Regions from separate parts of the Homo sapiens genome. Here region 1 is linked to region 2. Evidence: read pairs that join two places in POLR2A ChIA-PET (ENCODE). Cell type or tissue: A673. All regions are shown on one strand. Each heading gives the region's core, and the rest is flanking DNA. Links, peaks and the distances in the headings are about the cores only.

Region 1 (5,385 bases), core at 181-5,180, 690 kb after region 2:
TCACATAGCTACGTGTGTGTGTGCGCACACACGTGTGTGTGTGGTGAAAATACTTAAGATCTATTCTCTCAGCAAATTTCAAGTATACAATACGTTATTCTTTTTTTTTTTATACTGTAAGTTTTAGGGTACATGTGCACATTGTGCAGGTTAGTTACATATGTATACATGTGCCATGCTGGTGCACTGCACCCACTAACTCGTCATCTAGCATTAGGTATATCTCCCAATGCTATCCCTCCCCACTGCCCCCACCCCACAACAGTCCCCAGAGTGTGATATTCCCCTTCCTGTGTCCATGTGATCTCATTGTTCAATTCCCACCTATGAGTGAGAATATGCAGTGTTTGGTTTTTTGTTCTTGCGATAGTTTACTGAGAATGATGTTTTCCAATTTCATCCATGTCCCTACAAAGGACATGAACTCATCATTTTTTATGGCTGCATAGTATTCCATGGTGTATATGTGCCACATTTTCTTAATCCAGTCTATCATTGTTGGACATTTGGGTTGGTTCCAAGTCTTTGCTATTGTGAATAATGCCGCAATAAACATACGTGTGCATGCGTCTTTATAGCAGCATGATTTATAGTCCTTTGGGTATATACCCAGCAATGGGATGGCTGGGTCAAATGGTATTTCCAGTTCTAGATCCCATTCTTAACTAAGGTTACTATGCTCTACATTAGTTCTTCAGAATCTATTCAGCTTATAACTGAAAGTCTGTATCCTTTGACCAACATCTTCCCATTTACTCCCCCTTACCTGCTAGCAACCATCATTCTACTCTCTGCTTCTATGGGTTTGACTTTTTTAGATTCCACATGTAAGTGAGATCATGTTATTTGTCTTTCTGTGCCTGGCTTCTTATTTCACTTAGTATAACATATTCCCAGTTCATCCATATGACAAATGATAGTATTTCCTTCTTTTTAAAGGCTGAATTATATATATGTAAAACATTTTCTTTATCCATTAATCTGTCAATATCTTGGCTATTGTGGATAATGCTGCATGAACTTGGGAGTGCAGATGGTTTCATTTTCTGTGGATATATACCCAGAATGGGACTGCTGGGTCATATGGTAGTTCTATTTTTAATTTTTTAGGCAATCTCTATTCTGTTTTTCATAATGGCTATAACAATTTATATTCCCATCAACAATGTATAAGGGTTTCTTTTTCTCCATACCTTCACCAACACTTATCTCTTGTCTTTTTAATAATAGCCATCCTAACAGGTGTATAGTAACATCTCATTGTGGTTTCAATTTGCATTCCCTGATGATTGGTGATGTTAAGTATTTTTTCATATACCTGTTGGCCATTTGTATTTTATTTTGAGAAACATCCATTCAGGTCCTTTGATCATTTTTTAAATTATTTTTTCTGCTATTGAGTTGTTTGCATACCTTATATATTTTGAATATTATCCCCTTATCAAATGTGTAGTTTGCAAATATTTCACCTCATTCCATAGGTTGCCTTTCATATTGCTAATTGTTTCCTTTGCTGTGCAGAAACTTTTTAATTTGATGTAGTCCCATTTGTTTATTTTTGTTTTCGTTGTCTGTGCTTTGGGTGTCATATCCAAAAAAAATCATCGCCACAACTAATTCAAGGACTTTTTCCCCTATGTTTAAATTTTATAGTTTTATGCCTTACATTTAATTCTTTTTTTTTTTTTTTTGACCGAGCTTTGCTCTTGTTAACCAGGCTGGAGTGCAGTGGCATGATCTCGGCTCATTGCAACCTCTGCCTCGCAGGTTGAAGTGATTCTCCTGCTTCAGCCTCCCGTGTAGCTGGGATTGCAGGCATCTGCCACCACACCTGGCTACTTTTTTGTATTCTTAGTAGAGATGGGGTTTCACCATGTTGGCCAGGCTGGTCTCCAACTCCTGACCTCAGGTAATCCACCAGCATTGGCCTCCCAAAGTGCTGGGATTACAGGCGTGAATCACCATGCCCAGCCCATTTAATTCATTTTGAGTTGATTTTTGTGATGGTGTTAGATAAGGATCCAGTTTTATTCTTCTACGTGTAGATGTCTAATTTTCCCAACACCATTCATTTAAGAGACTATCCTTTCCCCATTGTGCATTCTTGGCACCTTTGTCAAAGATTAGTTGACCATAAATGCACTGGTTTCTTTCTGAGTTTTCTATTCTGTTCTATTCTATACAACTATATTTATTCCAGTACCATATTATTTTGATTACTATAGGTTTATAATATAACTTGATATGAGAAAATGTGATATCTTCAGTTTTGTTCTTCTATTCAAGATTGCTTTAGCTAGTTTGGGTCTTTTGTGGTTCTGAAATAATTTTAGGACTATTTTTTCTACTTCTATGAAAATTACCATTTAAATTTTGATAGAGATTACACTGAAATTTGTAGATTGCTTCTAGTGAGAAATCCACTGGTAGCTTCATGAAGGCTTATCAAGGGGTTTCCTTGTATGGGATGAGCTTTTTTCTCTTGCTGCTTTCAAAATTCTCCCCTGGTCCTTAACTTTTGACAGTTTGATTTTAATGTGTGTTGGTGAACAATATAAATTCTTTGTTAGGTAATTTATAGGTCTCTGTTTCTTTAGGGAAATCATTATGTTCCTTTGGTGGTGTCATGTTTTCTTATTTTTTATGGGTCTTAATGCTTTGTGTTGCTGCTTTCACATTTGAAGAAGCAGTCCTTCTACAGTCCTTACTGACTGGCTTTGGGAGAGAAATGCCTTCACTAGTTATCCCAGGTAGAGATTCTGAGGCCCTCAAACCCTTTCAATGGATGCACTCATTCAACACCTCTTTTTCCATCTTGAAGGTGAGGAGAATTCTTAAGATTGTGTGCTTCTCAATCTTGCAAAGCCAGGCCAGGTGCTGACCATCTCCTGTTTATTTTACCTAAGGTGATGCCTTAAATCCTCAAGTTTGTGTGCCTTCTCCTGCAGTGTCAAGCCAGTTTTCTGTGCAAGATGCTTGTACTTGCTGTCCACAGGTTGCTCTCGTGGAGTCCACTTTGAGAAGGGCAATGGTGAGGTGTGCAGAGTGTTTGTGATGCTCACAGACCAGTTGGGAGGGGTCTTCAGGCCAGGTATCCCAAGCAGCTCATGGGCAGGCTTCCTAATGGAGTCCACAAAGCAGTTAGTAGAGTCTGTAACCTCTCTTTTCTATTCCTGGCCTCTCTCAACCACTCAGCTGTGCCAACTACCTCAGAATTCTAGGTGTGATGGAAAGAAATAGGCCTCCTGTGCCAGATTCCACACAACTGAGGGAACCAGGCACTCACTTACTACACTCTCACTTTCCCCCATGGGAGAAAACATGGTTCGAGGGGTTATCTCTTGGCACTGAGCAGTGCTGCCTGGGGGAGGACCAACATGGGTAAAATGAAATTTTCTTACCCTCTTTGATGTGCCTATTCTTAAATTTTTTGCTCTAACAAAGTGCTGGAACTCATCCACTAGGTTCCTGGAGTCCCATCAAGGTACTGTTGTCTATGAGTAGTTCTCAAAATCAATGCTTCTGTAACGGGTTGGGAGGGATGATAATAGAAAGCTGCTATTCTGCCATCTTACTGTTCCTATGATTTCTTTATGGTCCATTTAATGTAGATCCTGGCCCTACTTGCTAAATTTATTCCCCCAATATTTTCTTGTTTGTGTTACTATTGTGAAGAAAATATTTTTCTCATTTCTCCTTTTTGGTTTTAATTTTTGGCATAGAGAAAAGCTATTGATTTTTGTAATTCTATTTTATATCAAATCAACTTATGAAACTATCTTATTAATTCAAGAAGGCAATTTTCCTAGAGTTTCTTAGATTTTCTGGGTTACAATTATATTAACAAAAAGATTAATTCAATCTATTTTTATTGTTTACATAAACTATTTCATTATTTTTCTCTTACCACATTACCTTTACCCTCCAGGATTATATTGTGTAAGAGTAATAGCCAATTTCTCTGTATAGCTGCTAATTTTAATTGAAGTGGTTTTAGTGTTTAGAATAACAGTTTCTTTTTAAAAGTAAATAGTCTTTGTTATATTTAGGTAGTTTCCTAGTATTCTTATTTTAATCAGTGTCTTTATTAAGAATCAGTACTTAATTGCATCAAATTTTTGTCACTATAAGATTTTCTCTTATTTTATGGATTAATGTAATATATATTGGATTTTTCTCATACTGAACCATTCTTGCACTCTAGAAATTAACACAAAATTCTTATTTACATTTTATTTAGAAGTTTATCTTCTAGATTTTTACAGAAGATTAGTCTACAATCATCTTTCATATTCTTTATATCAGATTTTGGTATTTTAAAAAATGGCTTTATAAAGAATACATTTCATTGGGCTTATCAATATTTTCTATAGCTTCGAGTAAGTTAAATAACACAGGTCTTATCTATTCATTAGAGTCAGATATAACTCAGCCAGAACCCATCTTGTTCTGGCACTTTTTTCAATGATAGATCTTTACCCTTCTACATTGATCAGACAATTAGAGTGTTCCACTTCTTGTTGAATCAGTTTTTGTGATTTGCATTTTGTTAGGAAGTATCTACACTTTTTGGACCTATTGTCATAGAATTGAGTGTAGTACTCTCTTATAACATTTTCAAATGCTTCTGTATATCTATTCATGCCACCTCTGTTGTTCATGACATTGTAAATGCCCACTTACCCTCTTTTATCCCTAAACATTCTGAAAAATGTTTATCAGTTTCATTGGCCTTTTCAGAACAATCAGGTTTTTGAATTTGTTTCTTTTTTCTTGGTTTTTGTGCATTTGTTTTGTTTTTTGGTTCATCTTTTATCTTCTCCCCACTTACTTTGGTTTTTACTTTATGTTGCAAGTACAAAGTTACTTTGTTTTTCATTCTCTATTAATAAAATTAATTAAGTCTATGAATTTCTTCTGAGAACAGCTTTTCAGTGTTGCTAAGTTTTTATCAAAAACAAGTCCCTGTTTTCTAGACAACTGTGAGTCACATATGTCAAATTATAGACAAACTTAAGATTGAAAATTAAGATGTAATTGTGAATGTGCATAGCAAAGACATAGAATCAACCTCGATGCCCATTGACAATGGGTTAAAGAAATTGTGATACATATATATGATGGAATACTATAAAGCCATAAAAAAAGAATAAAATTATGTCCTTTGCAGCCACATAGATGCAGCTGAAGGCCATTATCCTAAGCAAATTAACACAAAAACAGAAAAACAAATACCACATATTCTCACTTATACGTAGGAGCTAAACATTGGGTACACACAAACAGAGATGGGAACAGTAGACACTACAGACTCCAAAAATGGGGAAAAAAGGGATGGGGCAGAGGTTGAAAAAATATCTATTGTGTGCTATGTTCACTATTTGG
Region 2 (5,385 bases), core at 121-5,120:
TGGAGGGACGCACGCCTGGCCTGTACCCCTCGTGAGTACTACCACCCGCGCCCCGATGCCTGCCTGCCGTGCCTGTTCTGCCCACTCCCGGGTCGCGGCCCCTGGTGTGCATGCCGCTCAGTCCATCCTGTGGCCCGCCCCAGTAGTTTGACAGCGCCGGAATCACACCAGTTAGGTTGGGCCAGGGCTTCCAGAAAGGGATTCTCGCTTTTCTGAGCTCGCGTGGCTGTATCCAAGCGCCTCCCTCTCTCTAAGTCTTGAGTACGCCTGGGCTGAGCCGGTGTGTGTGTGTTCGTGTGGACCACAACGCGGTGAGGGACGTGTGTCTCGTCCGAGGCCCTGGCTGTTCCTGAAACGGCCTGGCCAGGACCGCAGGCCTGGCCTGGATTAGAAAGATGGGGAGGAGAGGGGAGGAGAGGCCACTGCATCTCTGCTTTCCCGGCTCCTCCCTGTCGTCCAGCGCCCCATTCCGCCTTCGCCAGCCTAACCCGCTGCCTCTCTTCGAAGCAGTGAGGCCCGGCAGCGGTGAGCCCTCCACCGCCCGGGAAGTGAGTGTATTTGCATGCACGTCTCCGCCTGGGGTGTCCCCACCTCACCTCTTCGCCCTCGCCGCCCGAGTACACTCGGCCTGGGTGAGCCCATTGAAGACAGTCCAGCGTCCCCAGGGCAGGGCGAGCGCTTCCAGCCGCTCACCAGCGCTGGGCCCGCGCTTTCCCACCTGCCTCCACTCTGGGGGCTGGCACACGCTGCGTCCGGGCACATTTGGGGACATCGTGGAGCTCAACACCCTAACACAAGAGCGAGCCAGGAGAAGAGTGAGATGAAGGGACACGGCCTGGGGAAAATGTACCATCCCGCAAAGACCTTGCTTGAGGCAAACTGAGTTGCCCCAAGATCACGCTAGTCTTCGGGGTAGTAGGCCGCAGCGCCGCGGAGGCTCCCAGCCTTCCAGGTGGACTTCAGGGCCCAGCCTGGGGTCCTTTTCTCGCTCAGTTCTTCGCCTTTCAGCGAGTCTCCGAAGTTTCTTCCAAGTCTCCGGACCTCCTTAGTGCGGCTGAGCGGCAGTAACTGCGGGAAGTTGCGAAAGCCAAGTGGAGGTTCTCTTGGGAAGCCCGGGGACTGTGGCAGCCGGGCCTGGTGGGGGTGCCAGGGAGACGCTATTGTATCGGTTTTGATGGCCGTATTAGGGGCCGCCAACAAAGGCTGTGCCCCCTCCCCCTTCCCCTCTCCCCCTCGGCTGCAGCGACGTTAGACTTGGGGGCGATTTAGCTCTCTTGTGTGCAAAAACAAGGACCCCTTTGTTGCCTGGACACAGGTTAGGGAAGCGTTGAAGGAAAAAAAAAAAAATCTAGTTATTCTCACTTAAAGGCTCCGGGGCCGAACGAGCACCGACTGGATTAGGAGGCGAGAGTGGCCTTTTTCTGGCAGTCGTTAATTTAATGGGGCCTTGCGATTAGGCTCTGGCAAACTTTAGCAATAGGCTCCCTAGCTGTTTGACGTCGGTGTTGAGCAGAAGGTATTTACTGCTGCGCCAAACACGCGGCTTTTAAAAAACAGGTGGATGTAAAAAAGCAAAGGGAGACGTGCCGTTAGTCTGGAAGCGCCACTACACTTCTGGTGTCCGCCACAGACTGAGCTTTCTTTCCCCACAAAACATTGTTTTTCGAGTTCGTTTTTTCCCCCTAGTGCAGCCGCTTGTAACCGATTGTTTTTCCCCCTCTCTCGTTGTTTATTGGTTCTCACAGATCAAGGATCCATTTTGTTGGACAAAGACGGGAAGAGAAAACACACGAGACCCACTTTTTCCGGACAGCAGATCTTCGCCCTGGAGAAGACTTTCGAACAAACAAAATACTTGGCGGGGCCCGAGAGGGCTCGTTTGGCCTATTCGTTGGGGATGACAGAGAGTCAGGTCAAGGTGAGTGGACCTTGCATACCTGGAGGGATAGGTACCGCCCCTGTCGCGCGCGCGTGCACACATGGGCACACACACACACACACACACCCCAAACTAACAAACAGTCGCCTGGGAGGTGCGAATCCAAGGAGCCTGGGGAGAAGTTGAGAGCAGTGAAGGAGGGTGGGGACTACAAAGGCGCTGGGGTCTTGCAGGCGGGCAAACTCTTGATGAACAAAAGGAATCAAGTCCCCGCCTTTGAAATTAGGTTAATCTATATAGCAGCATGTGCTGGGGGACTCACCATTATTAGAGAATAAAGGCATTACTGAAATATCAGCCCAGAGAATAGATCAGGCCAGTTAGACAGCTTCTACATATCCTATCTGTAGCGATATCCAAGTTTTTGTTTGTCAATTCAGGCTCCACTAGTTATATAATTTCCTAATGTAGATCAGTATTACAGGGCTACTGTATTAATTCGCAAGTAAAAATAAATAAATCCACAGGATCTAACCACTTGCCATAGATGAACCTGTTTTTTAGCTTAGCTTAAGGCAATCGCTTTGGAATAGTAATTTTACAAATGAATTGACAAGATTATTACTGAATTATAGGCTTGAATTTGGTTTAAAATAAGTTTATTAACAGATTTAGGATTTGCACTATTCATGACAACAATTTATAATTAAAACATCACTTTCCTTATAATTGAGTTGTATAGTATATTTCCAAGGAAACAAATTTCAGAAATTTTTTCCTAAAAAATAAAGGGATTAAACAAGCTGGGTAAATTCAATCTAATGGTTTCTTATATTTCCAATAGTCTCTTTTGTCCTTCTTTTTCAGTTTGTTATGTTTGTTTCTTTGGGGTGTAAGTCTGTTTTCATTAGTTCTATTGTTGCTTCTTAAATTAAGTAGGAATAACATTAGCCATGTCTGCTGGCTAGTGTATTTCCCCCTGGACAGCCATCATAAAATACATTTCAGGAGTGATTTTGTATGTGGCCATTAGGATACCATCACAGTTAAAATTATTTTTTGCAGTAGGTTGGTACAGAGCCTACTGCGATAATCTGGAGGTCTTCATTTTTCACCGTAAATATGTCTATATGGCTAGAAGTGAATTATTATAGCTGTATAAAGAAAATAAACATCACTTTCTTAACAATTCTGATTCTCTAGATAAAATACATAATGGAGGACAAGAATAAAGGGAGGATAATTCAATATCTTTGGGAAATATGTTGCTTCTTGCTGATGCTTTAGGTAAAATATGTGTCAAACATCATGAATAAGCTTAAAAATATTTGTATTAAATGTCTTGAGCAGGAACACAGTTAAAATAACATTTGAAAGAATAGACATGCCAATTGTGGAAAATAATGTAATTGACAATTTTTCACGTTTTAAAAATAACCAATGGTAATTCTAGTCTTCACTTTACTTTGGGTTTATGAAGAACATTAAAGGCGATTTGAAGTTTGTATTTTAACAGATCTTTTTTTTTTTTTTTTTGAAGTGCACCATACATTGCAAGTAAAAACTGGGAGGATATTTTTTATCTACCATGTTTGTACACATTCAGATCTGAGATAAGTGAAACAAACAAATGTTTAAAAGTGAAAAGGAGAACAGAAGTAATTGGGGCAAATGCTGTGCTTTCCCCCCACAATCTATACCGAAAAGCAAGTACGTGTCAGGTTGTTTGAAATTTCTTAATTTAAGAAAGTAAATAAGGAATAAAATCACAGCCACTGTGGGGCAACTTCATGAAGGGGGAAAGTTTTCAACTTCAAACTGGAAGGCAGGAAAGTGAACTCACTTTTAGGGACGCTCATTTTTAAGTTTCCGAGTTTTGTTTTTACTTTTGAGAACTCGCTCACTGACAACCTCAATACTCTTGTGTTACCATCGCTATGGCAACGGCAGTCAGTTTGTTGGTGCCAGTTACTCAGGGGGAACTTGGGGCGACGGAGACTGACTTTGACGGCCGAGAAAAGGGAGGGCTGCGAGGGAGGGCAGCAGGCCTTCGGGGGGCCGCGGGAGGGCCATCGAGATGCGGGAGTGGTAGCATGGCCTGGATCTGCTCGTTTAATTCCTCGCCCTTGCCTCCCCTCTCCTCCCTTTTCTCCGCCCTCAGGTCTGGTTCCAGAACCGCCGGACCAAGTGGAGGAAGAAGCACGCTGCCGAGATGGCCACGGCCAAGAAGAAGCAGGACTCGGAGACAGAGCGCCTCAAGGGGGCCTCGGAGAACGAGGAAGAGGACGACGACTACAATAAGCCTCTGGATCCCAACTCGGACGACGAGAAAATCACGCAGCTGTTGAAGAAGCACAAGTCCAGCAGCGGCGGCGGCGGCGGCCTCCTACTGCACGCGTCCGAGCCGGAGAGCTCATCCTGAACGCCGCCGCCCGCCGCACCTTCCCGGCTCCGGCCTCCACCTCTGGGGCCGCGAGGGGCGCGGGGACCGCGTGCACGCCGCGCCTGCCCGCTCCTCGGGGCCCGGAGGACCCGGCCCTGCCTGCGGGGACCCTTTGCTATTTTTGAGATGTACATATCTATTTTTTTAACCTTGAAGTTGTGGGAGGGGATGTAGGGGAGAGAGACTCCGGGGTTGATAAGGCAAGAAAGACCACCAAATGCACTGCGTAAATGTCGCTACTGAAACCCGCAGCCGGGCCACGGTCCCAGCCGCGTCCCCATAGGCGGGCAGCGGCCTCAGCGCCCGGGTCCCCCTCGCCCCCAGATTTTGCCCCCGCGGGCGGCGGGGTAGGGGGCGCCGAGAGGTGCTGTGGAAGGGTTCACGCTCACCGCATGGGGGACCTCGGAGCGAAGCGGGCGGGCGCTGCCACAGATGGGAAGAGGGACGTTTCCCCCCCCACACACTGCTGTGCAACTAAAGTAACCTGTTGAAGGCTCTTTGTAAATAAATCGTGAGTTACACTGACTAGAAGTTACTTTATTGTGAATATTTAAAATGTAAAATGCTTTTTTGAATTTCGTATAAAAAGATGGACTTTCTTCCTTCTCCTCCTCCCCTTTGAAGAGCGACTCAAGCCACACCTTCCCTTTTATTTTGAACTTAATTTGAGAAGCGTAGAATAGAATGTCCCCACCTTCTCCGTCCCCTCCTCTCGTTCCTCTTTCCCGTTTGGATTTGCAGAATCTCACCTTTGCCCTTCATCTCTTCTCGCCCTGCCCTGCCCTGCCCACCCCCTGGATCTACACTGCGCTCCCGCCCCCCGGACTTGAAGTGGAAGACGTGGGAACCAGGGAGGGCCTCTCACCTGCCTCCCTGTTCCTCTCTGAAATTGCACAGTCGTTTGTTGCTATTTATTAGTGATTTAAAGAAAATATTGGGGAGGGAGGGGCTACAATAGCTTGTATTTAACTCCTTTCTGATAAAAATGCGTGTTAAAGTAGGTGGTGGGAATTGTTACAACCGCTCTGGGTCTGAAACATAAAAATTCATTTAGTTACTGTAA

The links. Peaks named below come from ENCODE experiments on the same cell type or tissue, not always from the same donor. Only the 100,000 strongest peaks of a DNase experiment are listed, where the experiment ranks them.
Region 1: POLR2A ChIA-PET joins it to region 2 with 13 read pairs; 2 of 35 experiments call an interaction of 5 or more read pairs at or near these places.

Annotation. Positions count from the first base shown.
Region 1 is chr4:83,800,848-83,806,232 of GRCh38, reverse strand. LOC105377315 (a long non-coding RNA gene) reads left to right here and starts at 3,101. Exons shown (of 3, transcript XR_938946.3): 1 at 3,101-3,140; 2 at 3,445-3,484. In A673, for the core only: no CTCF peak of the experiment used is centred there; no DNase peak of the experiment used is centred there.
Region 2 is chr4:84,492,205-84,497,589 of GRCh38, reverse strand. NKX6-1 (NK6 homeobox 1) reads left to right here. Exons shown (of 3, transcript NM_006168.3): 1 at 1-31; 2 at 1,746-1,918; 3 at 4,041-5,385. The coding sequence ends at 4,301. Among named protein-coding and RNA genes, the nearest start is that of NKX6-1, 4.4 kb to the left of the region's middle. RefSeq lists enhancers at 1,470-1,970, 4,327-5,218. In A673, for the core only: no CTCF peak of the experiment used is centred there; no DNase peak of the experiment used is centred there; H3K4me3 peaks cover 643 bases; H3K27ac peaks cover 82 bases.